Regions from separate parts of the Homo sapiens genome. Here regions 1 and 2 are each linked to region 3. The links are chromatin loops, found by intact Hi-C in ENCODE. Cell type or tissue: Caco-2. All regions are shown on one strand. Each heading gives the region's core, and the rest is flanking DNA. Links, peaks and the distances in the headings are about the cores only.

The links. Hi-C counts contacts between places; a loop is a spot of excess contacts. Peaks named below come from ENCODE experiments on the same cell type or tissue, not always from the same donor. Only the 100,000 strongest peaks of a DNase experiment are listed, where the experiment ranks them.
Region 1: a loop joins it to region 3, with 16 times the contacts of the local background. A loop is called at or near these places in 5 of 110 quality-filtered maps.
Region 2: it touches region 3 in a loop (20-fold over the local background); 13 of 110 quality-filtered maps call a loop at or near these places.

Annotation. Positions count from the first base shown.
Region 1 is chr13:89,918,891-89,930,268 of GRCh38, forward strand. No RefSeq gene overlaps it. Among named protein-coding and RNA genes, the nearest start is that of LINC00559, 200 kb to the right of the region's middle. In Caco-2, for the core only: a CTCF peak has its summit at 6,382; no DNase peak of the experiment used is centred there.
Region 2 is chr13:89,690,063-89,701,440 of GRCh38, forward strand. No RefSeq gene overlaps it. Among named protein-coding and RNA genes, the nearest start is that of LINC00353, 130 kb to the left of the region's middle. In Caco-2, for the core only: a CTCF peak has its summit at 5,782 (motif pointing left); a DNase peak (open chromatin) is centred at 5,809.
Region 3 is chr13:89,428,517-89,439,894 of GRCh38, forward strand. All of the region lies in intron 3 of LOC107984621 (a long non-coding RNA gene), which reads left to right. Among named protein-coding and RNA genes, the nearest start is that of LINC01040, 66 kb to the right of the region's middle. In Caco-2, for the core only: no CTCF peak of the experiment used is centred there; a DNase peak (open chromatin) is centred at 6,325.

The DNA.
Region 1 (11,378 bases), core at 4,262-9,261, 490 kb after region 3:
GCTGCCCAGGCTGGAGTGCAGTGGCACAATCTCGGCTCACTGCAAGCTCCGCCTCCCGGGTTCAGGGCATTCTCCTTCCTCAGGCTTCTGAGTAGCTGGGACTACAGGCGCCCGCTAATTTTTGTATTTTTAGTAGAGACGGGGTTTCACCTTGTTAGCCAGGATGGTCTCGATCACCTGACCTTGTGATCCGCCTGCCTCGGCCTCCCAAAGTGCTGGGATTACAGGTGTGAGCCACCGAACCCGGCCAATGTAATATTTTTTGAAATGTTATCTCTGCCTTTGTAGCTTCTCTGAAAAAAATATAATATTCAAAATATATTATTTTAAAAAATATAGACATTATTTATTTGTCATAAATACAATTATATTTTCACTGATAATTATGGCATGTGAGAGGTAAAAATAATTTTATACATTCATATAAATCAGATATCCATTTACAAAATTTATCTAGTCAGAGCATATATCCTTTTCTACGTCCCGTGATTAAAAAAATAAAAATATATTGACGTATCTGCTAAGAGGATCAAACTCCGTAGTTACAGTCAATAATCACACTTGGCCCTACTTCTTACCACACTCATACAAGATAGCTTCAAGGATCTGAAGTAAAGTGACACTGGTGGCTATGTTGAAGAAAAAAGTTTGTGATCATAATATGTTGGTTTGCTTTGTGTTTAAAAAAAAAAAAAGCTAAAATATTTTTTGCAAACAATTTAGGCAGGTATACATGTCAAACTTTTGTTTTATTTTGCTGTAAGGTAATAAAGGTCTTAAGCAAGCAAATTAAATATTTTACTTTCATGAGGGTGACTTTATAAGACAAGATAAAGCCAAAACTTAGTTACTACAATTACTTGTTACTACGATAATCTCTTTATCAATATAAACTTAAATTGTATGTTTCAATATTTGTAGCAAGTATGTGGGAGACATAGACTAAGATTAGCCCACTCTTTAATCTATACTTTTTGGTAAGTCCTCCGAAGTTCTATTTAAACATAGAAACCTACAGTATATCACCCAGTCATATCTCTTGACTTGCGGAGAAATTCTACTAAGAAAGTGATTCTGACATCTGAGAGGTGTAAAAACAAGGTGCAAAAGATAAGTGTTACAATGTTCAAGTCCGTCACTGCAGTTGTCACTATAGTCAACCCTACTCTGGTGGTTCAGTGGCTCAATGACCTAAGCCATTTAATTTCCCCCTTCCCTTTGTTTTCTTAAAGTGTGTTTGATTTAACCTTCTTATCCTGAGCAGCACAAAGTCAGAGATAACCAGGTCCAGGCAGGCTTGTGTCTTTCCACAATGTCAGACTTTTATTGATGCAATTTCAATCCTAAAAGCAAGCCTCATGGGGTTCCCAAGGATGCAATTCTCCTTAGTACTTCCTGTTCACAGTAGTCAGAGCTGTGAGCGCACAGGCTCAAACAATTCCACAGGTCAGTCAATATTGCAATCCATATACAATAGTATACATAGTTAATATAAAAATGTTATAAATTAACCCACAGCAAACAAAGTATAATAACATTTAAGATCAAGAGAAAAGGGTTAGGAAAAAGGGTTAATGAATCAGTTCGTGGAGAGCAACATGCACAAAAACACAATGTCCTGCCTTGGCCCTGTACAGCCCATCAGCATCAGCATCTTGCAAGGAAATGTCTTTGATGTTGGCAGAGCCTTAGCCTGGGGTTGCCAGGTGCTTATCACAAGTGACAGCAAGACATTGTCTATTAAAATGTATGTTTTTAGCTGATGAAGTCCTGCTATTTTTATGGCCACAGAATCCTCTGGTGAGGATTGATAGTGGAAGAATGTGCTTGGTTATGTCCTTATCTGGTTGGATGCAGTCTTTATTGATTAGGCAAAACATATTGTCTGTGTTGGCATGGTGCCTATTGAAATGTAAGATGGAGCCTTTTTCTAATACGGAGTTACTTGTGTAAGGGGTGCTGTTAGAAACAGAAGTATCTTGATTATTAGGAAAGAAGATCACAAAAAAATGTCATGGAAGTTTAACAAGATTCAATATAGAAAGTTTAGAACACCAAAGGAGAAAGCCATGAAAACAAAATGGGGAAGCAAAATGAAATCATGGCATTCTGAAAGTGTCTCAGTGATATTTTGGGACCCAAAAAGAGAAGTATTAGAAATAGACTTTCTGCTTTTATTGAGAAGAAACTGGTAGCCATTTTTTTCTTATTTTCTCTCCTTAATATTATGAGCTCAGTTGGAAATACATACATGTTGACAAAATTTTAATGTGTTTTAGTCACCAGAAACCTTGACAAACATTGAAATAAACTGGTGAATATCGACTAATTGTTAGGTTGATTGTTCATAGCAGTTGAGGCTTCCTGAACTAGAGGCATTTTTAAAAAGATTGAAATATCATTGTGCACAATATGGGCAACAGTACAAGAGTATTGATGGTACAGAAGAACGGAAGTCAATGAAAAATATTTGACTTAAATGATGCATTAAAAAGTTAGACATCTTTAAGTCTGGACTGAGCAGTATCAAATCTATTGCACTCTCATAATTTGGGGATTCTTGGAGATACCTGGATTGTTATATTTCAAAGATATTCTGGAAATAAAATGAATCAAGAAGAACTGAGGTGCGGACATGCAACCAAATCCAGGAATGTCTAAATTTATAAATATTTCTCAGAGAACTTGAAAATATGAAGTGTTTATATTAAAATTTTAAGAAACCTTTAAAAAAGTTAATTTCTAAATAAAATTTTAGGTCTATCATTACTGTATTTTAAAAACGTCTTTAAAATAAAATTAGCTCTGATTTATAAAAAGTACTTGTTGAGGGTATTCAGTTTAAGAACAACAGAAACAAATTATTTTGCTATACTGACCAGATTCCTAATAAGAATTGTTACTACACCAAGCAAGTTAACTATTTTGATGTTTACTCTAATAAAGCTAGTTTCTTAAATGTTACACTCACACTGCCTTTCCTTTAACCTGTCCTTAAACTTAGGTTCATGGTAAGGTCACTAGTAACAATGATAAACTTTGAGTGCCTTGATGATGGATTTTTATTCAGTTGCTCATCACCAGGGGAGTTCTATATCTAGAAAGAAAGGAGCAGTAATTAAAAGCACAGAGTTCTTCAGGGTTTCTACTATATGTGTAACTCAGGCTTGCTAAGGATTAATGCAGATTCTAGCTGAAATTCCTAGACTGCTAATGCATTCAATCACTCAGATAGTGCTAAAATATTGCAGAATAATCCTTAGAGAAATTTTGTAACAATTTTTGTTTTGCATCCTAATAGTATGTTCAGAGACAGAAAACAATTTTTAACATTAATTACACATTCTATGAAAAGCTCTAAGCTCACAACTACATGCATAGAAATTCCTTAAGTATACATTGATAGAGTTTAGAAGCTCATAATAGTTTGATTTTACAGTACTGTAAAGTGTTAGGGAATAGTAATAAGTAAAAATTCATTTGATATTCAAAAAAATCCAAAGTAGAGGTGATGAATAAATAATAGATTGTCAGATAATACTTTAAAAATTCTTTGTACATGTTTATGGAAAACTATTTGATACCTTAAAAACATGATAATTACATTTGTGAAAAACAAAAACATACTGATATAATACTAAACAATATAATTTGTATTTTATTTTTGTATATGAAAGCCATGTATGTTAATTTTCACTTGAAAACCAGCAACTTAATTGTGTATTTATAAATGTTGAAGAACTCCGATTTTATGTTTTGTGATCACAATTAAAGAATAATTTCAATAAGATGGATATCAAAACAAAATATGCCCTTACTTTTTAGTAATGTTTAAAAGTACATTTGAAGAGTTATAAACGTGTTTCAGTTTTTTTCGTCAAATTTTCAGTTGGCTTAATCATGATGTTCAAACATAGACATAAAAGTTTATTAAAAATGGAATAAATATGGTCTTTGTAATAGCTTCTTAAAAATTTCAGACTTAGCTTCAATATTTTAAAATCTATTTAAAAATACACATATTAAATAGATCCTATTGTATAAATACATACATGCTTAATTTGTACACAAAATCGATCTTCCTCCATAGAATGTAAACTACAACAAAGCAGACTTTTTTGTTCGGTTGCTTCCTCTGCTGTAATATATTTCCAACTTCTAGAATAGTGCACGGCACTTACTGAGTTCACAAAGAATATTTTTGATATAGACTGTGATGGTTAATTTTATGTATCAACCAGGTTGTGTCACAGGGTGCCCAGGTACTGGGTTAAACCTTATTCTGGGTTTGTCTGGGAGGATGTTTTGGATGACATTAACATTTGAATTGCCAGACTGAGTAGAGCAGATTGCTATCACTAATGTGGTGGCCTTCATCCAACCAATTGAAACCTTGAATAGAACAAAAAAGCTGACTCTCCTGTAAATAAGAGGAAATTCCTCCTGACTGACTGAGCTGGAACATCCACCTTTTTCTTACCTTTTGATTCAAGCTGATACATGGGCTCTTTGTGGGTCGTGAGTGTGTCAGATTTTGAACCACACCATTGGCTCTCCTGGGTCTCTAGCCTGCTGACTGTAGATCTTGGGACTTCTCAACCTCCAAAATCATTTGAGCCAATTCCTTATAATCTCTCTCTCTCTCGCTTACCCTACACACACACACACACACACACACACCCCGTGTTGGTTCTGATTCTCTGGAGAACACTGATTAATAGAGGTAGAGGTATATTTTAAAAATTCTGTTTTTTCCAAAAAGACAAGAACGTTTTATTTATTTATTAAAGCCAAGATGAACAGTCAGCTATAGAAAAATAAATACATTTTTAAAACTAAATGTTCATCAACCCATATGAAAACATGTGTACTGGTAGAAGTATTGTCAGAGACTCCGCAGGGTCTCGGGATGCTGGTGAGACCTCAGCCCCAGCTGGTTCCCAGACCCTTGACATAATTGCAAGAAAGAATTCAGGGATAAGTCAGAATGAAGCAAAAGGCAAGAAATCTTATTGCAAAACAAAAGTATACACTGAAGAGAGAAGGCAGGCATGCTCATGAGAATGAGTCACACCACAGAGTTTGGGTTTCTCATTTTATGGGTGTTCCTTTAATTAGAGGGTGAAATAATCACTCAGTATTCTGGAACAATGGGGGATTTCAGGGATGCCCCTCATTGCTGTCCTCTTTCTCCCTTATTTGGGCTTGCCCAGAAGATTTATGGACATGTCACCTTGACCAAGATTTTGGCCATTTACTCTCTCTTATTTTGGGTTTTCTGTTACCCTGTGGATTTATTTTTGTATAGTTCTTGTTTTAGTTGTTGTTTGGATTTTTCCATCCTCCTGTGACTACCCAGTGCTATTCCTATCTCAGAAGCAATTATGTACTATTCAAATAAAATACCAACATTCAAACATTTTCTCTGTTTAAAGGGTTGTTCATTTTTTCTATTATCATTCATTGACTTTTCCAAATTTTTATTTGTATTGTTTCAGCCATTAAGTTGTGGTGATTTGTTACAGCAGCAATTTTTTTTAAAAATTATAAACGCTTCTATCTCAATGACCATATTTTGTTAATCTCCTTGGCTGTTCTTTCTGATCGCCTCTTCTGTGTGTCAGATGGGAATTTTAGGAGCTCTCCGCTTTCTTACCTAAATTCACTTTTTTTTTTTTTTTTGGTCCAGTCTCAGAACTTTGAAGACCACTGTTATGGGTTTAAGTATGCTCTCTCCCTCTCCAAATGTGTTGACGTCTTAACCCACGGTGCCAGCGAATGTTATTTTATTTGGAAATAGGGTCTTTACAGTCTCTTTACAGACTTGATTAACTTGATTAATCAAGTAAATTCGAGTTAAGATGCTGCCATTAAGGTGGGTCTTAATCTAACAGAACCAATGCCCTTATAAATAGAGAAAAATGTCATGTAAAGACAGAGACAAACAGGAAGAGTACCATGCAATGACAGAAGCAGAGATTGGAATGATGCAGCTGTGGGACAAGGAGAAGCGAGGATTGCTGGCCACCACAAGAAGCTACAAAGAGACAAGGAAGGATTCTGCCCAGACTTTCAGAAGGAGTATGACCACGATGAGACCATGATTGTGGACTTTTAGCTTCTAGAACTGTGAGGCAGTTGTGTTTGTTGCTTTGTTTGTTTCAAGCCACCTAGTCTGTAGTACTTTGTTATGGCAGCCCTAGGAAACCATCTATGATGCTGCTGCTCATTCATTCCCAGAAACAAACTTCTCTATCCAATTGCTCACTAGATATTTTGATCACAAATTTATATTGGATTATATTTTTCCCAATGTGGCATACCCCTTTTGAGGTCCCTTCTGCATGGTGAGGAACAGCTAAGAGCATATCCTGGTGTCTGCTGCCCTCTACGGTTCTTGTTAGGACTATCGGTGGGAAGGTTTCAATATCTGGATAGCAAAATGATAGGAAGATCATTATTCTCTAATGGAAGTAGCAGCCAGATGTGTGTGTAGGCATGAGAGTCACAGCCAGACACATGAGAACCTGAGAATCAGCTGATTCATTGCTACATACTAAGACAATGTGAACTTTGTCAGTAAGTCTTAAGATTTAAAAATTTCCAGAGAACACTTGAGAACTATGGGCTTCAGTGCTTTGGTGTCTGCCTCACCTCTAGCTACGATTTCCCTGACCTTCAGTAATGATTTCCCTGATCAATGTACCTGAATTCCAAAATCATCCAACATTGGTATGAATCCTAATTTCTATATCCAATGGAGTTTTAATTTATAAAATTTATTTTCCTGAACAAACTCAAAGCAAAACCGAAGAGCACAATAAGCATCTCAACTTTACCATGCCCAAGACTAACTCCTGCCCTTTGCTGTCCTCTGTTCTGACCCCAGACCTGCTCCTTCCAAAGTATTCCCAGCTCAGTCCATAGAAACTTTATCTATCTAGGTGATTCGGCTATGACTACTATAACTATCCTTCATTGCTATATTTCTCTCACACCCCATTCCCAATTCATTAGTATATTCTATTTAAAAATACACAAAAATCTGACTATGTCTCACTACTTTTTCACTACCACCACACTGGTCTATTCACGGTTGCCTGAATTCTAATTACTGTCATAGTCTCAACTGGTGTTTCTTCTGCTGTTGCTCACTTACAGATTATTTTCAACACAGAAGACCGAAGCTTACGTTTTTTTCAAATGGTAAAGAAAATGTAAATGAATTAACATTTTCAAAGTGGTATATACCGTTAATACTATACAGAACTACATTATTTTGTCTTGAGTGTATTGAAGGCACAGTGGCTCATACTTTTAATTCCAGCGACTAAGGAGGCTGAAGCAGGAGGATTACTTGAGGCCTGGAGTTTGAGAGTACATGAAAATGGTGTTGTATAGTGACTGTGAGCACCCTCTCAACTTTGATTCTACATATGCCACCTATTAGCTGGGAGGGCTTAGGAAAGTGATGTAATCTCTGTTAAATGCAATTTGTTCTTCTCTAAAATAAGCTGATAATACTTTCTAATAGAATTGTTAGCACAGGACCTAATAAAATGTGCTCTGAAATGGTGACAATAATTACTATCATTAGAAAAAAACTGGATCCCTTGAATTGTAAAATATGACGAAAGTTTATTCTTACTAACCTCCCATGCAAGATTTATCCAAAGGCATAAATACAAGAACATAAACACAGACATCTTTTCATTCCCAGGAAGAAATGTCTCTGGGTTTGGCAGATGGTCCCTGAACAAGTTTGAACAATTTTTGGGGATCATTAACTCTGAATTAGTTAAGAAGAATAAACAAATCTTACGTGTGAGAAACTAGTCCGTTTACCTTACAAAGCAATCAAAGCAAATTTCTTGTGGGAAAAGTGGTGGAACTGTCAGCAATAGGATATAACAAGAAAATATCCTTAATTCAGAAAGAAAAGATGGTGGTTTGTTTTCCTTCTCTCTGCCTCTGTCTCTCTCTTTCTTTCTCTCTCTCTCCCTATCTGTCCTTCTTGCTTTCTCTCTCTCCCTCCCTTCTACCTATCATCTATCTATCTATTATCTATCATCTATCTTATATCTGTCTATGTATGTATATATGTATGTATGTATTTATCTCCATCCATCCTATCATCTATGTATCTATGTATCTATCATTTATCTATGTATGTATCAATCTACCAATTAATGTATCATCTGCTCTCTGGAAAAAAGAATTGACTTTTACAAATGTTATTTTCTTTACCTCTCAATTACCATTCACAAATTATAAAATATTATCACTTTTAGTCCTTATGAAGTATCTTCTAGTGGATGTATTATTTTTTTCTTACTCAGTTAAGTTAAAAAATAATTTTCAGAGAATTTAATGAGAACCATCTCTTCAATTGCTGTCTTAAAATATTATTCAGCCTTGAGGCAGTTGGTGGTGTGGAGAGAAGGTTGAATGATGTGGTTTTGTTTGTTGTCTGCCTATGTGATGCCAACACCAGATATGGCCATTTTTTCACCACATTCTCAATTATAGGTATAGGCAGGTTACTAACTCATTGTATAAAACAAGATCTCTTTCAACTTATTTAGCTTATTTCGATATGTCAGTTTTTCTGAATACCTCAGGTGGTATTTGAGCACCAGGGATTAATAGGCTGCTCCAAGATCTCATTGGCTTGCAGGAAACTTACTGAGTGTCTAAAGCACGTAACACACTATCCACTGTGTATTTCCATTTAAACATTTTACACATTTTATCTCCCTGGAATTCTTTTCACCTGTAATGTGGCTCAAATCTCCTCTACACTCTCAAAACTCCTAAACTAATGGGTGAATTGCTTAAATTTCAACCCACTCAGGGATCTACCAATATTGAAGTCTTTATATTTCTCCTTATGATTTTCTAGCTCCATATACATAGAGAAGAATAAGCAGATTTGTAAAGTTTAGGTTGCATTGTATCTATCAGATAAATATGTCTTGTGTTTCCCTCAACCTTGCTATCCCTCCAAAAAAAAAAAAAAAAAAAAAAAAGAAAAGGCATAGTTTTTACTTCTTAAATGTCTATTGTCTGAGGAAGGTCAGTCTTTATAATCTAGCCATCTGAATGCAGTAACTATCAAGAAACAGAAAAATCACATAATCTTTTAAAATATCTTCATACTAGACTTTACGTTACACTGAATCTTTCAATTTGACTTCTGCATTTTTAAAATAGGTATTTTATTTTTGCTAAAAAATAATTCAGTTTTCAGGACTCTAAGGGCTTCTCCAGGTTTAGAGTTGACTTCTCTGGGTTTTATGATTAGACCTAGATATCTTAAAATGAATGTTTTAATTTTTTGGCCATAGATAAAACTACTACATTAATATTTAAGGTGATCGAAGGGTATGTGAAAATTTAATATGAATCTGATAATTTTATTATTACTATAATTAAATGTTTTCTAGTTGAGATGCACTTTGTGGCTCCCCGATTCAAAAGAATCACAGTAAAACCCATTTATTTTATTTCTTAATAAGTATACATTTAGAGAAAAGCAGCTCCATTACAGGTCAAAATACATTGCAAAACTCCAGTTATGTAAACTTTATTGTGAAGTTATATTCTAAAAAGTACTTACATAAAATTGTTCTATGGGTGAAAATTTACATCGTTTGACATTTTTGTCATAATAAACTCTTTGTATATTTTTACACACATTAAGAGAATTTTATTAAATACATTCCCAGAAGCAGATATGTCAGGGCAAAGACACACACATAAAATGTCAGTATATAATGCTGTAAACCAAAAATAAAATCCTAAGCCCCCCAACCAACTGAATGAAATCCCCTCTTGGCCTAGAGGACCCCAGAGAAACCTGAAAAGCTGGATTGTTGGCCATGATGGAAGGGAGGCTGGACAGTTCTCATTATATCCTCTCCCTTTTGGAGTTTAGGCATAACTGATCAGTATTAACATTGAAATAGAGAGTGTAAGACTGACAAAATAGACTCTGTGACAATAAGTTACCAAATTCCAACTTGAATCTGGTATAGCATCACATGACAGATAGCAGACCTTGAAGAAAATAAAAATATTTTACCTCAAAATAAATTTGACATGTTTTGAAATGGCCCTGCAAAACCATCTCTTGTGGGGAAAATTTGCATCTGTAGAGAATCTCCATTAATGCAGCAGACCTTCACTTTGTAGGCCTATGTCTTTCCCAGATCTAGAACAGATTAAAAGAGTCTAACCTTTAAGGTCTGAAAAGACACATTTATAATTGATTCTCTCTGAAGGCTGCTACCTGGAGGCATCATCTGCCTCATGAGAACCTTGGCCTCCATGACTCCCCCTTACCTTAACTCAAGCTTTTACTTCAAGTCTTTAGGCAAAGCTTAACTCTTTCAACCAACTGCCAATCAATCAGAAACTCTGAATCCACCTATGACTTGTGAATCACCCTACTTCAAGGTATTCTGCCTCCTTAGGCTAAACCAACTTACAACTTCCATGTATTGACTTATGATTTACCTAAAATGTATTGACTTAATGGTTTTACCTAAAAGGTATAAAGCCAAACCATACCCTGGATACCTCGGATACACTTTCTCAGGACTGCTTGAGACTGTTTCCTGAGCCATAGTCACTCATATTAGTTCAGAATAAACCACTTTAAATATTTTACAGTTTTGTTTTTCTGTTAACAATGCCAAATTATTCCCCAAAAGTGGCCACAATCATCTTTCAATCAAAGGTTATACATGACATGATTAATTTCCCTAAATCTAGACTAGTGTTTATAAGCAATGATTTTAATTCTTCTTTAATATAGTAATTGAGAAATGGAAATATAGTAATTGAGAAATTTGTTTTAGTTTCTTATAAAGTCACATGTTTACTGACATTGTACATTTATTTTCTTGAGTCGTCACTTTTTTGTATCATTTTCTATATTATATTTTTATTAAACTTTATGTATTATAGATTATAATCTTTTGCCAGTTCATGTTCCAATTTTTGGTTTGTTATTGTTGCTATTTTTAAAACAATTGATTAACTTTTCTTTAGCTATTGTATAACTTACTCATTTCAGGTTATTCTTTTATTATAGTAACTGTAAATTTTATTTTATAGAAATTATATTTGGCTGTTTACCAAATCTAGCTTCTATTTATAATGTTTTGAATTCTTACATTTTAGTGTCTGTTAGAGTCTAGCCATGATATTCTGTATCCTTATATTTTTCTTTTTTTTCTTTAATGTCCCGAGGGCATTTAAACATAAATGGTTTGAGTCTCTTTCCTATTGCTCTATTATGTTTAGCTCCTGGCATATGGATTTGACAGCTCCTAGATGTACAAATTGTCAGTTGCTACCGAGTGCCCAGTATT
Region 2 (11,378 bases), core at 3,734-8,733, 260 kb after region 3:
ATAGATTTACCACCTGCTGATTGCAGAGCCCTAGGACCTTGAGTGAGCATAGGAGGTAGCCAGGTAGTGGTTATAAAAGGCCTTGGGTGAGACACAGTGTTGTGCTGGCTTCAGGTCTGAATCAGCACAGTCCTAGTGGTGATGAACACAAGGGTGCTTGTGTCACCCCAGCCCCAGTTCCAGGTGGCTCAGCACACACACACACACACACACACACACACACAGAGAGAGAGAGAGAGAGAGAGAGAGAGAGAGAGAGAGCAATAGAGAGAGAGAGAGACTCCATTTGTTTGGGAGAAAGTAAGGGAAAAGAACAAGAGTCACTGCCTGGTAATCCAGAGAATTCTTCCAGATCTTATCCATGATCAAGTTGGTACCTCTCCAAGTCTGTAAAAACCACAACATCCCAGCACTTTGGGAGGCTGAGGCAGGCAGATAACGAGGTCAGGAGATCGAGACCATCCTGGCTAACACGGTGAAACCCCGTCTCTACTAAAAATACAAAAAATGAGCTGGGTGTGGTGGCAGGCACCTGTAGTCCCAGTTACTCAGGAGGCTGAGGCAGGAGAATGGTGAGAACCTGGGAGGTGGAGCTTGTAGTGAGCCGAGATCGTGCCACTGCACTCCAGCCTGGGCGACAGAGTGAGACTCCATCTCAAAAACAAACAAACAAATAAACAAAACAATATTGGGCTTGGGACTTATGTTCTTTCAAATACCTGAAAAGTCTTTGCAGGAAGGATGAGCACAAATAAGCCCAGACTGTGAAGGCTACAGTAAATACCTAACTCTTAAATACGCAGATACCAATGAACACCTGCAAACATCAAGATCATCCAGGAAAGCATGACCTCTCCCAAAGAACTGAACAAGGCACTGGGGACCAATTCTCGAGAAGCAGAGATATGCGATCTTTCAGGGAGAGAATTCAAAATAGCTGTTTTGAGGAAATGCAAAGAAATTCAAAATAACACAGAGAAGGGATTCACAATCTATCAGGTAACTTTAACAAATAGATTGAAGTAACTAAAAAGAATTAAGCAGAAATTCTAGAGCTGAAAAATGTGATTGACATACCAAAGAATGCATGAGACTCTCTCAACAGCAGAATTGATCAAGCAGAGAAAAGAATTAGTGAACTCAAAGAGATGCTATTTGAAAACACACAGTCAGAGACGACAAAAAAAAAAAAAATGAAGCGTGCCTACAAAATCTAGAAAATAGCCTCAAAAAGGAATATCTAAGTTATTGGCCTTAAAGTGGAGGTAGAGAAAAAGAGGTAGAACACCCCAAACCTAGATAAAGATATACATTCAAGTATAAGAAGGTTATAGAACACCACGCAGATTTAACCCAAAGAAGACTACCTCAAGGCATCTAATAATAAAATTCTCAAAAGTCAAGGATCCTAAAAGCAACAAGAGAAAACAAACAAATAACACACAGTGGAACTCCAATACATCTGGCGACAAACTTTTCAATGGGAAACTTACAGACCAGGAGAAGTGGCATGACATATTAAAATGCTGAAGAAAAAAAAATCACTCTTGAATAGTATATCTGGCAAAAATATGCTTCAAGAATGAAGGATATTTCATGCTTGAAGGATATTTTCCTTTAGACTTTCACAGACAAACAAAAGCTGAGGGATTTCATCAACACCAGATCTGTCCTATAAGAAATGCTAAAAGGAACTATTCAATCTGAAAAAAAAAAAAAAAAAAAAGGATATCAATGACCAATAAGAAATCATCTGAAGGCACAAAACTTACTGGTAACAGAAAGTACACAGAAAAACATAGAATATTATAAGATAGAATATTATAAGACTGTAATTGTGGTGTGTAAACCACTCTCGTCTGAAGTAGAAAGACTAAATAATGAACCAATAAAAAATATAAGTACAACTTTTTAAGACACAGTACAATAAGACAGGAGAAATAACTAAAAGTCATAAAAACAAGAGGATGAAGTTAAAGTGTATAGTTTTTATTAGTTTTACTTCTGTGTGTTTGTTCATTTGTGTATGCAAGCAGTGTTGTCATTAGTTTAAAATAATGAGCTATAAGATAGTATTTGCAAGCCTTATAGTAATATCACAGAATAGGGTATTCAGCCATATGAAAGAGTGAAATCCTGCCATTTGCAACAACATAATTGGAACTGGAGGGCAATATGTTAAGTGAATAGGTCATTATGTTAAGGTGGTGGAGAGTAGAAATACAGTTACCAGAGGCTGGGGAAGGTAGTTGGGGGGTTGTTGGGGTGGTGGGGATAGTGAATGGGTACAAAAAATAGAAAAAATGAACAATGCTTAGTATTTAATAGCACAACAAGATGACTATAGTGAAAATAATTTAATTGTACATTTTAAAATAACTGAAGGAGTAAAATTGGATTATTTTTTACACAAAGGATAAATGCTTGAGGGGATGGATACCCCATTTTCCGTAATGTGATTATTACGCTTTGCATGTCGGTGTCAAAATATCTCATGTACCAATTAAACATGTACAACTACTTTATATCCACAAAAATTAAAAGTTAAGAAAAATATTAAAAGGTATAAGTTGAAACCTATCAAAAGTTTTATTTTTCTTTCTCAAACATTATAAAAGAAAGCTGTAATTACAGCATGCAGACAACAATTTATTATCTTTTGTTTTTGTTTGAGTTCTATCGCAGTGAATTATCTCAAGAGTTTAAAAAATAAAGTTATTCTCCAAAATTTATTTAAAAAAATAGACAATCTCCCATTTCCCTTTCATTGACATAGTACCTTTATAGCTTTTCGGCTGAATATTTTGGCATTTTCTCAAAATAACAGCTTGCATTGTTACTTTTTTACTTTTTGAATTTTGACATTATATATGCATTGACTTGCTACTTTGGAAGATAATAGATGTCTGTTTTTTGCTGTCCACCAGATACAAAGTTAATTTATCTGTCCTTTTATCCTTCCAATACAGTAATATTATAAATATGATTAGATATTTTGCACTTATTATTATAATTTGGTAAATGTTACATACAGATAAGCATGTAATTACTGTGACTCAATTTTCTACCTTTTAAAAAAGCATTAAATATTGTCATGTTACGTGTGTTTGATTCTCTCTCTTTTTCTCTGTCTCATTTTTTTAACTGTTTTCAATATGTACATTTTACCAATGGAACTCCCAGCAAACTTTCGTTTTCAACTTCTTATTTCCGGGCACTTGAAGCATTTGAGAAATTTCCTGATCTTGGAGGAATGTCCCGTGAAGATTTCTGTCATGCTCCATTCTAGGTAGCTGTCTCCTACACATTCTATTCAGGCCTCACTGTGCAATCTTCCTTTTTCATTGTTACAACTCTCAATCTCTTTCTTTCATGTTTTCCATTTTTCTTTATGTCTCCTTATTTTCCCTTATGCTCCCTTTTCCTGAGGTGCTTCTTCACTTTACTGATGCATAGCTGCCAATAGGTTCCTGAAAAAGAGTACACAATAAGTATGTTTTGAGAGCTTTTATGTGTAAAACATCTTTATTTTACCTTAATATTTAATTGACAATTTGGTTTATAAGAGTAGGTCAGGGAAAGATAAGCACGCCTGGCCAGTGTCTTAGTATCAGGGAGGAGGTTTACTTGTTCCTGTGGTAACAGGAAGTGATTTGGGCCCGAGGGGTTCCGCCATACACAGGCTTAAAGTCCTTGGGGAGCATGTCTAGCACTTCCGGGGTTGGAGTGTTGAAGTACTCTTTGTTGATCTTAACTCGATTGTCATCTCAATCTTTTAGTTCCTGCTTTAAAAAAATTAGAATATTATTATTTGCCTCATATGGTTGTGATTATTATAAAATAAGATTACATGTGGCAAAAACATGGCATGGTTGGAGATTGAAGAGTATGTTGATTGAAAACTGGGGCTGCGGTGTAAGAATTTCTGGGTTTGAATCTTGACTACCTCATTTGTTTTGCTGTATGAAGTTTAGCAAGTTATTTTTGCCTCTCTATACCTCAAATTCACTTGTGAAATGTGGATAATAAAATAATAGTACCTTCTTCATAAAATCATTGCAACGTTTACACATGAAGTAGAATTATATATATTTAACTCGATGGTCACAGAGTAAAAGAACAACAGATATTACATATGATTATTATTTATAAAAGCATTCTAGCCAGAGCTTGGTACACTCAAAAACATACTTTTTTTAAATTCTCAATTGTCACAATTCTATTTGCAAGTATTTTAATAATTCATAACCATAACCTAGCTAGATAATATTCAAGATTTAAAAAATGGAACCTTAATTGAAACACTATTGTGAACAACCTTGTTGGTATTTTATGTGGAATAAAATTAAATAAACAGATTGTTTTTAATGGTTGAAATAAATATGCACAATAAAATGAAAGCTATGTTAGATATATATTTCAAGCAAACTATAGAATTTCATGACTAGCATCACAGAAAATCTATGAAACTGGTTTTTAACTACCATCATTATATAGTTCTTTCTCAAGGAAATTGAAGACTGACAACCGTGTTTCCATCTGGAAACATCTAACATCTGTGATTGTAAACATCAAAACACAGCTGTTGCAGTTCTGAGTAAGCACTCCAATTTATTTATTTTTGACTTAAAAAAAATCTTCAGTTTTCATCAAACATCACAGTTGTTAAGTCATGTTCTTACAGCAGGAGGAAAAACAATTAAGAGAAATCACTATATCAAACATTTAAGAACAATACTCTTTTTGTATTTCATTTAGAGGGAATCAAATCTTACTGTGGTTTAAGAAAAGCATTTTGGAGGGGGTTCCTTTTTTTTAAGAAACCCCAGAATTTAAAGCTACAAGGATTTTAGAGATCATTATGTACATTGATCAGATATTTTTGAAAAACACAACAATGTTCAAAGGGAAAAATTGGGCTACTCAAGTTCACACAGGCAGGTGGTCTCAAGGCAAGGAATAGAATAGTCTTATTCTAGTGTTTGGCATTGGAGCTTCACATTAATTTTAATAAGAAAATGTCTTGCTAAAAAACAAGTGTATCTCGGTGTAATATAAAATTTTAATTATACATGATTCTAAAAATGATTCCATTTAAAGAATATCATATTAAAATTGATTTTAACTATTATACGTACAAGTAGTTCTGTAAATAATGCCAAAAACTTGAATCACTTTACCAATTCTTAATCATAGTTCTAATTCAGTTTCAGATAGACTAGCTCCTTTAACTGTACCCTCCCCTTTTGTAGCCAGGAAGACCTGAAGAAAAAAGTTCTGCAGATTTAGTCCTTAAAGCATGCTCACCAGTTTTTATTCTCTACTGGCCTGCAAACTCCTTGAAGGTGTATGGTTTCAGATCTCTTTTGTATTCTGCATTGAAGCACAGACTCTTTCAACTGATGCATTGTTTGGTTTTTCAGTCTTCTTTCCTTCATCCTAGTAGACAGGGTCATCCTGGGCTCCAGGCTCTGCAGTCTGAAGCCAGGTCCATATCCTAAGGCTCTCCTTCCAGATGCCTGGCTACCACCCATCTGGAAGGTTAAGATGGCAGGGATTCCTTTAATCTGAAGAAAGTGAGATGCTTTGATTGGACCAGTCTTGATGACCTAGCTAAAAGGGCAACACCAATTCAGTAACACCAGGTTCTGATTACCAGTATTACTGATTCTGATTTGCAAGATCTGGGCAGACGTTAGAGGTTGTAGTTTATACTTCAGCGGTAACCTTTGAGAAGCCAAGTTTAAAGCTGGAAAATTCTCTCCTATGGTACACGAGTGCCTCCAAGTGGCAGAAAATTAAGGTGCATGGGTATAACTGAAAGCTAAACACCATACCCAGTTGCACCCAAGCACACTGGCATCTTGGTAGTGGTTGTTTCTGCCAGAGAGAGTCACAGGTAACTTAATTATATATTTTGGATATGGCCAACCTTCGAATTTTAACTGTAAGCTTTCTTTAAAATAGGCAAAGAGGATGATATGATTTACATAACTAGCTTCAATCTTCATCTGTAAGATTTGGAAAATGATTCCTAACTCATAAGAATATTGCAGGAATTAAATGAATTAAAATGCTTATACCAGTGCCTGGCATATGTGATATGATATTGGTAATATGTAGCAACTATTGGTAGTATGATATATGTTGTATATACTAAATAGTATATCTTATGTTGTATATATTCCATGTATGAATATATAATATATAATATTTATAATATAAATATATAACATATTACATACAATGAGTAATATATGCTATGCAATATTCATAATGGGAAATATAATATTGAACATATAATGTATAATATTATTATTATGAGATTCATAATTTTTTTGCAGGGGATTGGGCTACAAAATGATTTGACTTTTTTTTGAGAATTGTACAAGAGAGCTATCCATCAGCAAGGATGGATTCAGTGGCTCAATAAGTTGTGGAGATTTGGGCATTTTAACATGGAAATCAAGTGGAATTATTGCAAATTTTCCATACAATCAAAGGCCCAAAATGGAAGCCCGATATTATAAAATGGCACAAGAAACTGAGTGCTCTTCCCACTCATCAATAGTCTAATAGACTGAAAGAAACTTTCTCAAATCTTTGAGAGACATGTATGCATTCCCTCCTTCCCAACCACGATGGCCAAGAATGAAAAAGAGCATTTGGTGCTAATTGCCTTTATCTATTACCTAGTAACAGCAGCAGAGCAGTTGGCTGCTGGAATGAGCTGTCATGCCATTAGTTGACTCAAAGTTGGCACTAACACATGGATGCCCAGTTTGTGAACGTCCAGCTCACCCTTTCAGGAGATACACTAGTTCTTATATTATAAAGGATTTCAGTTCTCAGGACTAAGAACAGTATCCCTGACATAGTAAAGCTACTATTCTGTGACCTGTCAAAAATTTAATCTTCTGATTTTCAGAAACTAGTCTAATGGGACTCAGTTGACTTAATTGGCCATTCTTTCTGCCCAATCTCAGCTGAAATTTTTTTTATTTTTATAGATTTAGGGGTAACAAGTGTAGTTTTGTTACATGGATATATGTAATGGTGAAATCTGGGCCTTTGGTGCACCCATGATCCAAACAGTGTACACTGTATCCAAAAAGTAATTTTTTTTTTATCAGTTCCTACCCTCCCGGCTTCCCACCATTTGGAGTTTCCAATGTCTATTATTCCCCTCTTATGTCCATTTGTACCCATTGTTTAGCTCCTGCTTATAAGTGAGACCATACGTTATTTGACTTTTGGTTTCTGAGTAATTTCCCTTAGGATAACGGCCTCCAGTTTCCAAGCATGTTGCTGCAAAAGACATGATTTCATTTTTCAAAAAATGGCTGAGTAATATTAAGGGTTACTGAGTAGTAGTAGCAGGGATTTTTTTTTTTTTTTAACTTGTTGAGTTGTTTCATTTTCTTGTAGATTCTGGATATTAGCCCTTTGTTGGATGCATAGTTTATAAATATTTTCTCCCGTTCTGTAGATTGTCTGTTTACTCTGATGATTCTTTCTTTTTCTGTGTAGACTATTTTTACTTAAATCCCTTTTGTCTAATTTTATTTATTGTGTTTGCCTTTGAAGACATAGTCATAAATTATTTGCCTAGGCCAGTGTTCAGAATAAATTTTTCTATATTTTCAGGTCTTATGTTTACGTCATTTATCAAACATAGATAATATGTTTGATAATAATAATATGATAAATATGATATTTATCAAACATAGATATCTTTTGGAGGAGTCTTTACGGTTTTCTAGGTCTAAGATGATACCATCAGTGATTATAGACAATTGACTTCCGCTTTTCCTATTTGGCTGCCTTTTATTTTTTTCTCTTGCCTGATTGCTCTTGTTAGGTCTTTGTATACTATGCTGTATAGAAGTGAGGGTTGGGCATCCTTGTCTTGCTCTAGGTTTAAGGGGAATGCTTTCAAGTTTTCCCTGTTCAGGATAATGTTTGTTGTGGGTTTGTTGTATATGCATTTAATTATTTTGGGTGTGTTTCTTGGATGTCTAGTTTTTTGAAGGTTTTTGTCATGAAGGTATGAGGAATTTTATCAAATACTTTTTCAGTATCTATATATCTATAGAGGTCATCATAGGTTTTTGTTTATAATTCTGTGTGACACTGATGATACATTAAGTTTGTGGGTTCTTTGGAGAAGAGAAACAGATGGGGATATGATTATCTAATTCTCTAGATTTTCCAATATTCTGTAACATCCTAGAACTCATCTTGTGGAGAGCTCCAATTTAACTTTCTCTTCTAAAATCAGAATAGATTAACAATCATTGCATTCTTTTTTTTTTTTTTTTTTTGAGATGGAGTCTTGCTCTGTCGCCCAGGCTAGAGTGCAGTGGCGTGATCTCAGCTCACTGTAACCTCCGCCTCCCGGGTTCAAGCGATTCTCCTGCATCAGCCTCCCATGTAGCTGGGATTACAGGCACCTGCCACCACACTTGGCTGATTTTTGTATTTTTAGTAGAGATGGCATTTCACCATCTTGGCCAGGCTGGTCTCGAACTCCTGACCTCATGATCCACCTGCCTCGGCCTCCCAAAATGCTGGGATTACTGGCGTGAACCACTGCTCCTGGCCACATTATTTTCATTTTTAATTGCTTGATATTAAAATCCATTCAATTAACTTGGCCTATGTAGATAGTTTAATTTTAATACATAACGCTGAGGCTAAAAAGAAGATAAATATTTTTGTCCTGAAGGACATTTCGAGATTACTTCTAAACTGTTTACTTGAAGAGGATGAAACAGTTGTGTAAGAGAATAATACAAAGAAAATTATAAAGCCTAATCTTTGCTTTAGTTGTATATTTTACTCGAAAAAGCATGTTTGCTTTATTGAAAAATAAGTTAGTTTCATTAATTTAATATCAAATATTGAATATTATTGGTCTTTCTAACAAAAATAATTTAATAATTAAAAAATAGAAAATGAAAGAGGAGGTTTCTCTTGTCAAAAAACGTTGTGTGCTTTACAGAAACTTTACTTTGGAAATCACTAGAATAAAGAATCTGGCCTTTAATTTAATCTTCACTGTGGTAGTTTAATAAATATATACTGTGGTCTCCCATTTTATCCACCAAAGATCAGTGATGTGTGAAATTGGAACAGGTGTCAGATATTAAAGAACACTCCGTGATAAAGTTTGTAAAGAAGAGAATTAAATAATACTTATTTCATGGTTATGCTGTACCATAAAAATAACAGTACCTTTAAAGCTCACAACAACCATGTAACAGACATATTATCGTCTCAAATTTTCAATGCGGGAAACAAAACCTCAGTAAATGCTCTTATTTGTTCAAGGTCCTGAAGGAAATTCAGGCTCTATTTTGGACCCCAATCATGTGTCAGTTGCCAAAGTCTATCCACTATATTATTCTACTTCATATTAAGAAGATACCTGCTTTTCTAAGATAGCACCACAAGGGATAATCAGGGGAACAATTTTGTAGAAAATAGTCAGAAATATGTTGGTAGGGGGTGCTTTGGTTGGTGGCATAATGGGAAAAATTTGGTAGTGATAGAGATGTTTTGTTTTCAAATTTCAATATTTATTTTCTTGGATGCCATTTTAATAGAAGTACTAAAGAAATTTGGTCTGACCTTGAAATTAAACTTCTGAATTTATCACTATTCAAATAAATGACTCTTGGCCGGGCGCGGTGGCTCACGCCTGTTATCCCAGCACTTTGGGAGGCGGAGGTGGGCGGATCACGAGGTCAGGAGATTGAGATCATCCTGGCTAACATGGTGAAACCCCGCCTCTAGTGTAAATACAAAAAAAAAAAAAAAAAAAAATCAGCCAGGCGTGGTGGCGGGCGCCTGTAGTCCCAACTACTTGGGAGGCTGAGGCAGGAGAATGGCGTGAACCCGGGAGGCAGAGCTTGCAGTGAGCTGAGATCGTGCCACTGCACTCCAGCCTGGGCGACAGAACAAGACTCCGTCTCAAAAAAAAAACAACAAAAAAAAACCCTCTTAGCTTTATAGCTAAGAATAGATACTTGAGACAGTCTGCCCTGGTTTAAATTCTAGTTCTTCCAGTACTGGCTGCATAACTTCACGCAAGTCACTTTACAATATCTGGTGATTATGAAAGATACTAGCTTTTATTTCTTTTTTTAAATTAAACTTTAAGTTCTAGTGTACATGTGCACAACGTGCAGGTTTCTTACATACGTTTTTATTTCTGAAGAAATTAAAAATCTATGTCTGCTACGTGGTAAAAACTACATGCATCTGGTCTATGTAAGTGCTACACATTTTTATATTTTAATACTGGAAGATAACATCACTTTGGATCTTTGTGGTAGGAGTTTAATATGATCATGGTACTACAAAATAGGGGATTTGTTTTTAGCCTTGGCTTCCAGGAAGAAAAGGCTAACCTGAAAAATATTGACAACAAAAGAGAGAACACAAGAGCATAGATCACATAGTACATCAGAGACCACAGATCTAGAACAAATAATACATACATTATTTGTTCTAGGGAACAACAAATAAATAACTTTTAGAATATATATACCACTATTAAGAGAAATTTACAAAGCATAACCTATTTGGAGAGACGTAGTCTGGTAAGGAATATCTGAAAATAAACTTTTAATCATTTCCTGGTGAGAAGTCAGAGAATTCAGAAATTTCACAGGAAAGCAAAATTCTACACAGATGGATGTGGGAAAATATAAGGAACAAGGAGTAGATGACCGGCAGAATTCGAATAATGAGAAAGCTTGTACCATCTACATGAGGATATTTCTGGGCTTTATTACTGCTAGTGAAATGCTACCTGCAGGCCGGGCGCAGTGGCTCACGCCTGTAATCCCAGCACTTTGGGAGGCCGAAGCGGGTGGATCATGAAGTCAGGAGATCGAGACCATGGTGAAACCCCGTCTCTACTAAAAATAGTAGCTGGGTGCAGTGGCGGGCGCCTGTAGTCCCAGCTGCTCCGGAGGCTGAGGCGGGAGAATGGCGTGAACCCGGGAGGCGGAGCTTGCAGTGAGCCGAGATTGCGCCACTGCACTCCAGCCTGGGCGACAGAGCGAGACTCTGTCTCAAAAAAAAAAAAAAAAAAAAAAAAAAAAAAAAAAAAACACATGCTACCTGTAAAAAATAATTAAAAAGGTGGCTGAAGTTGCAATCAAAACTGTACAATTTAATATAGGTAGATTTATTTTTTATGCTTAAATTAAATTTTGGCCAGGCGTGGTGGCTCAAGCCTGTAATCCCAGCACTTTGAGAGGCTGAGGTGAGTGGATCACCTGAGATCAGGAGTTTCAGACCAGCCTGGCCAACACGACGAAAACCTGTCTCCACTAAAAATACAAAAATTATCCAGTCGTGGTTGC
Region 3 (11,378 bases), core at 3,613-8,612:
GCCTAAGTGGCTGCTCTGCTGAGACTCCACACGGCTCTGCATGTCAGACCCAAGGCCCTGGTGGCGTGGGCTCACAAGAGGATCTCCTGGTCCATGGGTTGCAAGGATCCGTGGGAGAAGTGTGGTTTCCCGGGCAGGGTCGCACAATCAATCACCACTTCCCTTGGCTAGGGGTGGGAGTTCTTTAGCTCCATGCCACTCCTAGCTGGGCTGTCAGCCCATCCTGCTTTTTGTTGTTCTCCATGTGTTGAGTTGTCTGCCTAGTCAGTCCCAGTGTGAGAACCTGGATATTTCAGTCTAAGGTGCTGAATTCACTCGCTGCTTTCATTCCTCTCTGTTAGTGGCACAGACCGCAGCTGCTTCTCATCAGCCATCTTGGCCCCTCGTACCCTCTATATCCACAGAGTACTTAAGTTTGAATATTTGAAATATTCAAAAAATACTAGATTTTTTTTTGCTGTGGGAATCATATATATTCCAATATAAGAAACTTCAATACATTTCAAAGTAAAACTTTTATTAACAAATAGAAATATTATTGTTTTCAATATACTTTCTTAAAACCATATAAGCTCAATTTAGAAAAATTATATTTTGCCAAGAATGTGGCAGTTGCTTTCCATCTACATACACATTGGTCTTTCTTCCAAATAGAAATTTTATCTTTAATGAAATTATTGCTTTTGCTCAACTTGTACTGTCTGCAATTTTTCAAGAAAACAAATTTAGGGTTCTTTGTTTTTTATTATCTATTATCTTTTTTAATATCTTCAATGTAAGGTTCTTTATGCTTTTGTATTTCCCTTTGAATAATTAAATCTGTTGTCTATTTCACTGAATCAATGTTATACAACACATTTAGTTTCATTAGAAATCTGCCATACCTCATCCATTTCCACTTAATTTTAATTTTATTTTAAATTGCACTTTCATATTTTCCTATTTCGTTATCTAAACTTTGTTCTTATGGCTATATGCTCCTGTTTCATAGGGACAAATTGTTTCTCAAACTCTAGTTGATGCTAAAAATTTGTGGAATTCTCTTACGTATCGGTCAATAAATCTTTTTAGATTTCTGCTTTACTTTTGTTTATCTTCATGTTTCTGTCCTTCCTTTATTTGCCTTTCCTTTGAAATGTGTTGGATTCAACCAGCATTATGTCTTATGTTTGATTTTTTTTAACCAACATTTACCACGTTTAATATCATTCAGACTTCTAGGTTTGTCTAATGACTTGCTGAAATGAATTACCCTGCCCTGCTGCTCCATATGGTTTGTATTTTAGGGTCCCAGTTGAGGCAGAGATCAGATTGATGTCTAATACTTCATTTAAACTCCCACCTTCCAGAGAACGTTACCCAGTGTGCTGTCCTTGGGGGAAAAAAAAAAGTTAATGGCTTATTAGACTCCCACTGTATTATTATCCAGCAGTTTGAACTGAAGACAAACATGAACAAAAAATCTACAGCACGTTCTGCTGAAAGATTTTCCCTTTCTTTGCTCATTACTGCCTCTATTTTTCATAGCGATTACATCTTCCTGTATAGAAGTCACAGCTAACATGGCTATCTCCCTATTTCCTTTACTCTTTTTCTCTTTTGAATGTTGGGTGATATTTTGAGAGGAACTAGGTTCAATTTTCTAATATAAAACCTGTCTTTGAGTACACAGATTCAGTTGGAAAGATATGAGATGTTTTTCTGACTTTTCTCTGATCCACGTTTTTGAGTTTTGACATCATAATAGCATTAGACAAAATATGGTAATTATTTTATTTTGTGTTGGTGTGTCTTTTATTAATCCTGTTTAGTATACATTGAGGTTACTAGGGCTTTTTCCCAGTTTCTTATTTTAGTTTATGGTCTATTTTTTTTTTTTTCGTGTGTATTTCTCCTGCCATCTTCAGTATTTTTAGGAGACAGTAGAATGTGATTAAAGTTTCTATACTGATGTCATTCTGAATGAGTTGTTCTCAATTTATAATCCAAAACATTTTCACATAGGTAACAATCACTTTATTTACTTATATTTATACATTTTTAGGTTTAACTCTTTAGAGGTAAAATGCTTTATGCTGGGGGTTGAGGAGACCTGCTTTAATCTTTCAAGTATGAATGAAAGAAGTAAGGACATTTTAGAATTGTTATATTTCCACTATCACCAACTGGAGGTCTGAAAACATTCAAGAAAAGTGATGCAAGTACAGTCAGATGTACCTTAGAGGAAAAGCACAACCCCTTTTTTTTTTTTTTTTTTTTTTTTGGAGTCTCACTCTGTCGCCCAGGCTGGAGTGCAGTGGCACAATCTTGGCAACCTTCACCTCTGGGGTTCAAACGATTCTCCTGACTCAGCCTCCTGCGTAGCTGGGATTACAGGTATTACAGGCAGGTGACACAATGCCCAGCTATCTTTTGTATTTTTAGTAGAGATGGGGTTTCACTATGTTGGCCAGGCTGGTCTGGAACTCCTAACCTCAAGTGATCTGCCCGCCTTGGCCTCCCAAAGTGCTAAGATTACAGGTGTGAGCCACCGTGCCCGGCCTACTATTCATTTTTCATGTTTGTTACTGAAGTATAAATGTTGAATGTTAGGTTTTTTGTATGTTTGTTTGTTTGTTTGTTCATTTGTTTTCAGAGTTTTGCTCTTGTTGCCCAGGCTGGAGTGCAATGGTGCAATCTTGTCTCACTGCAACCTCCCCATCATGGGTTCAAGAGGTTCTCCTGCCTCAGCCTCCCGAGTAGCTGGGATTACAGGCACCTGCCACCACGCCCAGCTAATTTTTGTATTTTCAGTAGAGACAGGCTATCACCATGTTGGCCTGGCTGATCTCGAACTCCTGACCTCTGGTTATCCACCCACCTCAGCCTCCAAAAGTGCTGGGACTACAGACATGAGCCACAGCGCCCAGCCCAGACGTTAGTCCATTTTTGACTAGCTTGATTTCCATCAATAGAAAGCCAAAATACCAGCAACCTCACTTTACTTAACATATTCTCAACACCCAAAGTAAACTTGGCATCAGTAAGGAATCCCAATACTGTGTGTTCTCTGGTAAACAACAACCAAAGGAGAATAGCAAGATTAGGATTAGCACCCTTTGCCAAATAACCTCATATTCTTCAATTATCCAACAGATGAGTCTGTCTGCTTGAGAATGTTGATAGCATTCACCAGAAAGAACATAGAAAGCTAATCTGTAACATTATGTCCCCAGAAAAGCTCCTGTATCAATTGCAGTGGATCATTTGAGTGAAGCTGAACAATGTCTAGGATGGTAGCCACTAACAAATAGATATTCAAATTCAGGCTTAATTTTTTAAAAAATTAAATAAGGTGAAAATTCAGTTGCTTGTTCACATTAGCCACATATCAAGTGGCATATGGCTAGGAGGCAACTATGTATTAGACAACAAAAATGTCGGAGGCAATTATATTAAATGGCTTCTGATCTAGAGCTTTCTGTGGAGTCAGGATATGGAATCAGACATACCTTGGCTCAACTTTTGAATCTTCTACTTATAAGACGTATCATATGTACTCATTGTTTAACTGCCCCCAGCCTCAGTTTTTCTGTCGGCAAAATGTGTATAACATATTTACCAAGTGAAATTTTTGTAACAGTAAATTTTTAAAAATGCTTGGAAATGATTCTGTTATTTAATAAGTCTTCAATAAAATTAGCTAACACTATTTTAAAAAATAATAATAGTTTAGTTAAATGCAAAGTCACAATTTCAAGAGAGGTATTTTAAGAAAACACCTTGTCAATACACCTGCATCTCTATCTATCCTGCCAGTGCTGATATATTTGTTGCATTTAACATATACTTTGAACATGGTATTTTTAGATAGATGATGTTTTTATAATTTTAATTTTGTCTTTTTAACTTCAGCCAGTTCTTGTATAAATGGATAAGATTCATAAATCATAAATTTCCTAATAAATATTTAATAAGAAAAATATCGAATTTCCTACTTCACATCCTTGGATATACCTAGAATGAAAAAGAGATATATTATGCAAGTTATAAATGGAAACAAAATGGAAAGTTTAGGAACAATGTAAAAGCTTTTCTTTATGAAATTCATCAGTATTTTGTCACTTTTTTATAACAATACTTTGAAATTATTGAATATACACACTAATTCTTATTTAAATAATAGAAAAGCAATATTTTTATGTTCAAAAATTCTATGGAGTAAAAAGAATAATAGAGTGAATTGTGTAGTATGACAAACCCAATATAAACAGACTTATGAAAATCGACATATATTAGTTTTCTTAATTAGAGTAAATAGGGAAACAGAAGGTTATCTACATATATGCCAGACACAGCAACTATGTACTAAGAATACAAACATAAACTTTTCCTGAGCCATGTACTTTGAAAGGTTAAACATAGAGAAAGGAGACAAACAAGTGAACTCAACTTCCAGAATGAAAAGTAGTAATTTAGCCGGTGGTGAAGGAAGTACTGTGGAAGAAAAAAAAAAGAACAAAAGAGGAAAAATATAAATTAAACTGAAATGTGCTGGAAAGACCCAACCACATTTTTCAGCCAGTGGTATGCTTACATTAATTACTAAGGAACGATAAGCATTTCAACAGGAATCAAAGATGGGGCATGAACCGATCAAAAGACTTTTTCAGGAAGAAGGACTGCAAACAGTGCAATACAGAGATTTAAAGTACTGTGTCAAAGTATGACAAGAATGTCTAAACAGGTAAAATGAGATCAGATCTTAAAGGAACTTATGTGTGAAGCTGAGGGCAAGAGTTATGATGAAAGTTATTTCAAGTCTTTGAAGATTTTTGACTATAGACATAACTTAATCATACCAGACTTCAAAAAAAAAAAATTACACTGGCAGAAGTGTGGTAGATTGGAGAGTGGAAACAACACAGGCAGAAATTCTGTTAGGTCATATAGTATTAATCCAGAAAATGAAGACCAGGACAAAAATGGTGGCTGTGAGAAATGGAAGGAGAAAATGCACTAGTAATTTGTAAAATATTGTGATTAATTGAATATGGGAAATTAAAGAGATATTCATAATAGCATGTTTTTTTAAATTCTAAATGATATATGTGGAATCAAATCATAAAATTCTATATTAAATGTCATTATTTGACTCTTCAGTCATTATTTTTAGGAGAAACCTATTCATGAACATACTATCAAAATCATATTTAGAATGCTATGATATTCATAACATTATGTAAAAAAATAGTCCAAAGACTTATGAAGTGCATGAATTGCACCATGGTTACTCTGGGTGACAGATCATGGAAAGTAAACATATCTGGAAGTTCAAGGAACAGACCAAATTCTGGTAACAGATTCTTTAATTATTTTTATAAAGACAAAGGGACATATTTTGAGAGTTAAATAATCATTTAAACAAAATTATCAATGATTGAGAGAATCTTTTAGAATATACATTATTCAAGTAATAAAGCATAATTTTGTCCCAAATTTTATTTTTATAATGTATTTTAATATCATCCATAATATAGGTTTTCAAAATATTTTTCAACTTAAAATAATAATATTAGTTACTTGGTTGTGAAATATTGCTGATTGTATATTACTTAACAAATTATTAGTTGGTATTGGCAGATTATTAACCATGGCCTAATTTCTATCATGTCTAAAATAAATCCCATGTTTGGTGAAGATAGAAAATGAATGAGATTTTGTGTGTGTGTTTGTGTGTGTGTGCGTGTGTATGTGTATGTTTATGTATGTGATGAGATTATTTCCTTAAGTCCCCAGTCTAATAGTTGTTCAGAATGTATAGGAATTGCACTTCTAAAATACTCACCACAACCACATCATGCCTAGCACAATACTGTTGGAATTTAAGGAGACTCAAGTAACGAGACCTCCCCCACCATCACCCCAACACCCAACACCCCACACACAATATCTGGTACGTTTGGAATATTTCTTCTCTATTCTTCACTTTTGCATGGAAAGGTACTTCCATTAGAATATTGTCCTGGTCATTGTCCTACCTCCTCACTGACCTCCGTTAGGCATCTTAGTCTGTTTCTGTTATAACAAAATACCTGAGACTGGGTAATTTATAAAATAAAGGTTTATTTGGCACAGGGTTCCTGAAGCTAGTAAGTCCAAGATCAGGCAGATGCATCTGGTGAGGGCCCCATGCTGCATCCTAACATGGTGGATGGCATCACTTGGAAGGAGTGCATGCAAACAGACAAAACACAAGGGGCAACTGTGTTTTCTAACCCAATCTTGTGGTATCTAAGCCAGTTCCATAAGCTCGAGAACTCACACACTCCCAGAAGATGGCACTATCCCCTTCATCATGGAGCATCCCTCATGACCTAAATGCCTCTTTTTTTTTTTTTTTTTTTTTTTGAGACAGTTTTGCTCTTGTTGCCCAGGCTGGAGTACAATGGCATGATTTCGGCTCACTGCAACCTCCGCCTCCCAGGTTCAAGCGATATTCCTGCCTCAGCCTCCCAAGTAGCTGGGACTACGGACGTGTGCCACCACGCCCAGCTAATTTTGTATTTTTAGTAGAGACAGGGATTCTCCATGTTGGTCAGGCTGGTCTCGAACTCCTGACCTCAGGTGATCCACCCGCCTCGGCCTCTCAAAGTTCTGGGTAAATTACAGGCTTGAGCCACCACATCTGGCCCCCAAATGCCTCTTACAGGTCTCAGCACCTCTTAACACCATTACTTTGGGGACTAAGCTCCAATGTCAGTTTTGGCAGGGAAAAGTCATATTCAAGCCATTGCAAATGGGAAAGAAACAAACTATCTGACAGATAAATTCAGTAAGATTAACAGAGAATTAGTGTTCAAGCTCTCCTTATTCCCTTTGTGATCTGTCTACTAAAAACAATTCTGTAATTCTACACTTCAGTTTTTGTAGATTATGTTCAACAAATGGGATTAGCTAGTGACTGGGGATATAATTGTAATTTGTGTATATCCACAGACCTAAGCCACAATTTAAAAGTATTGTTATTATCATGAAGTGCTGTTTTCATTTCTAACTGTTCCTTTTATTTATCACTCAGTTTCAAATCTAGACAGAGGACAAGGAAGATGGGCATTATTTATAAAACCCTCAAAATTCCAACACATAGCATTTAATTGTAGAGCAGAAAATCTGTTGTGTTTTGATTTTCCTGTAATCTCTTCTATTCTAAGAATGCACAACTAGTAAGTATATTGGAAAATGTAAGAGATGTAAACACCTGAGTTCTAATGTAGGATCTGTCATCATGTAACATTGACATTTGACATATATAATTTATGGTTTTTGATTAGTATGTTTCATAAGAACTTTATTTGGAAAATGATAGGGTCAGACCAGATAGCCATAGGGTTTCTTTTTAATTCTGAAGTCCTTTATAAATATCAATGAAATTCTTTCTTGTAACTATTAAGTAAATGAATACAAATAATAAAAATAAAAATAACAGATCACATTTTAATAGACAATAACGACAGAGTTTTTGTTATCTAAAATTTATGGACCAAATTAATGAAAAAGTCTACTGTGTACCTTTTATCCACGCAATGTAAATTCACTTTTCAGAGCTGTGGTGATATCCATCCAAGATGCGATCATTAGTAAATAAGATTAAATTTCTAACAACTAAAAGGAATTTATTCCATAGTCAAGTAAATGATCCTTAAAATCGCTTTACACCAATGGCTTCTAATTGAAATTTAGGACAGTAACCTTAATTTCACCAGCTATTCTTATTGGAATAGAAAACCTCGTGAAAAACACAAAGCTGCATACATAACACATATTATGGTCAAGCAAGAACTTAAAATAACTAACTTCCTGTATTGAAGGCAAAGTTTTTTTTCTTATTTTACTACATATTACTACTCTGAGTAAGAAGAGATTTTTTAAAGCAGTAAGATTTTGTGTGCACAAAGATTTATAAAATAATATTTAGAGGTTTATTAAGAATATAGTTCAAAGTAGCATATTGTATTATTTATTATCATATTATTTGTATTCTGAGTCTATAAACCATGAATCAGATGCTACAATAATCTTAATCAAAAAATTATATTTATATATTTTCTAGTTACTTGTATCTATTCCAAATATATGAAAGTGTTACTATGCTTAAATATTTAAGAAATTTATTTAATGTTTTCTGTTCTCCCTTGACTTAGACATATTTCCTAAGCAAGAGTCAGGATATACTAGAAAGCAATATAATAAAAATAAGTTCAGAAAATTAAAAAGCTTATAGTGTACAATTGATAAATCATAGTCAATAACTTTTCCCAAATGCTTTGAGATAAAAATAGGCCCTGAACATGTCTGAGTGTCTTACTGAGTTTCCTTAATAAACTCATATTCATTTACCTGCATGCACTATCTCCTGCCTTTTTTATTTTTATCACATCTACAAATATGCTTTCTCATTTGCTCTTCCTTTCAGAAAATGAACAATCTTATTATTCATTGAGAAAATAAATTATGGCAGTTTGAAAACTGTGTATCTAGCCATCATTAAATATCTATACATTCCTATATTATTTTATCCTAATTCCCTCCTGATAAAACGGGAAAATGTTGTCTCCTGCCAAAGGCTTGTACTTCCAGTGCTAGAGATTAGACTTTTTTCTATCTTCTCACATATGTGACACCTTCAGCAAACACTTTCTCTCATTCATTTTAAACTCTCTCTACTGAATTATTTCTACAATCACATATGCTATCATTTTTAAAATAAGTCAACTCACCTTAAAAACTCACCTTCCTTCATTCAAGCTATGATCCTATTCCTGGGGTGTCTTCATATGATCATTTAGAGAGCTGTCTACATATGATGCATGCATTCTCACTTGTCTTTCACTCCCCATGTTACCCCCAAATCATCTCCTCTCATGATTGTCAAAAGACCTTCAAACAATAATGTCTCTTTCCAACAAAAATATTGATTTCCATGTTGCCAAAGTCAATGGCTATAGTTCAGTCTTCATATTGTTAACCTTTATTTCTTATTTTTCACAATGAATTCCTCATTCTTTTTTGGCCTCTGAAACTCCGTAATCATCATGCCCCATCAACAACTCTCATTGCTTTTCATCAGTGTTTTTTGCTACTTTTCTTCTCTGAAGGAATGATATCACAGAAGTCCAGTTAAAACAGCATTAAATGAAATTCAGCATCTCATAACATTATATAAAAAGTCCAAGTGTCAATCAAAATCACTAGTCATACTCAAACCAAATGAAAAACAACCAATAGATGTAAAATCCAAGATGGCAGAGATTCTAGAATTAAAGCTATCGTGATAAAAATGTTTTCAGTGAACAATTATGAACCTAAATTGAAACAACAAAAATTTGAAAGTATCAGCAAAGAAATATGCAGTATAAAGAAGAAGCAAACAGGAAGTTTTGAACTGAAAAATATAATTATCAAAATAATAATCATAAAAATAAATAAGATGAACAGGAAATCATAAGGGATATTGGAAAGAACAAGTGAATGGGAAGATAATAAAAGAGAAATGACTCAATATGGACAACATGGAGAAAATAGAATAGAAATAATGAACAGAGCCTTGAGAACCTGTGACAATAGGTCCAACTTTTCTGTCATTGTAATACCAGAAGGGGAAAAGAAAGTGTAAGCTTGAAAAAGTACTTTAAAATTTATGGTGGTCGAGGCGGGCAGATCACGAGGTCAGGAAATCAAGACCATCCTGGCTAACATGGTGAAACCCCATCTCTATTAAAAATACAAAAATTAGCCGGGCATGGTGGCAGGCTCCTGTAATCCCAGCTACTCTGGAGGCTGAGGCAGGAGAATGGCATGAACCTGGGAGGCAGAGCTTGCAGTGAGCTGAGATCACACCACTGCACTCCAGCCTGGGTGACAGAGTGAGACTCCATCTCAAAAAAAAAAAAAAAAAATATGGCTAAAAACTTCCAAAATTTGGCAATGTTATAAACCTACAATTATAGGAAACTGGAAGAATACCAATTTAAAAACACACGCACACACAAGAAATTACATCATCAAGATTCATATTAGTCTAGTTTTTGAAGTCTGAAGATAAAAATATCTGAAAGGTAGCCAGAATTTGACAACTTACCTATAAGGGAAAAACATTTTGAAAGACAACAGATTTATCATCAAAAACCAAGGATACCGGAAGGAGTTGGAAAAACATTTTTCAAGGAGGATGACAAGACTGTTAACTCAGAATCTTATACTCAGAAAAAATAAAAGTACTCCAGAAATAAAGGAGAAATCAACATATCCGCAGATGAAGTATTTAACACCAGTTACCAGTTTGACCTATCCTGAAAGAATGGCTTCAGGAAGTTCTCCAAACAGGAAGAGTATTATTATTATTTTTTTTTTTAAAAAAGGTCTATTGGAATCTCAAGATGGAAGACAGAACATGGTAAGAAAAAAAAATGAATAAATACAATAGGCTTTTCTTACAATAGGTTGCTGATTTGAAACAACAATGTTAACACTGTCTGATGCAGTTAAGCTAATTATATTCTAAAAGGAGGATAGTGAAGAAACCTAACATAAAGTCTGTATAGCTTGCTCACACCAGTAAAATAACCCCACCAGTAAACTGTGATATACAATATCTACAGTGACCACACACACACACACACACACACACAAAATTATTATAGCTAAATAAAAACAAAATGCCAAATATTTCAAGTAACTCACTGGAAGGCAGAAAAATGAAAGCAGAGAGCAAAAAATGTGAGAAGAACCAACAGAAACTAGAAAATAAAATTAAAGACGTAAGCCCTAAGAGATTATTAAATGCATTAAATGTAAATGGCTAAATGCAAAAATTAAAAGACAAATTGGCAGAGGCTATTAAGAGTTATGATCCGACTATATGCTGTATATAAGAAACTCATTTCAAATATGATATAGTAAGTTTAAAAATAAAATCATGGAAAAAGATACATCACCAAAATATTAATTAAAAGAAAACAGGAATGGCTATATCATATCAGATGAAGTAGACCACAGTGCAAATAAAAATACTAGACACAGATTGGGAAATTTGGTAATAATAAAAGGGTCAATATACCAAGAAAACATAGAAATATGCATCAAAAATCTATAACTAAAAATTAAAAATATAAAATCATATTTTATAATATTAAAAGTATTTTAAAAATAGACATAAGTCTTATACCAAATGCAAAAATGAACACAAATTAGATCATGGACTTAAATACAAAATGTAAAACTACACGTTTTAAAAACTAATATGGGACAAAATCTACAGAGTTCCAGGGGTAGGCAAGGAGTTCAGAGATGACATCAAAAATATTATTGGAGAAGAAAAAATTCATAAAGTGGACTTA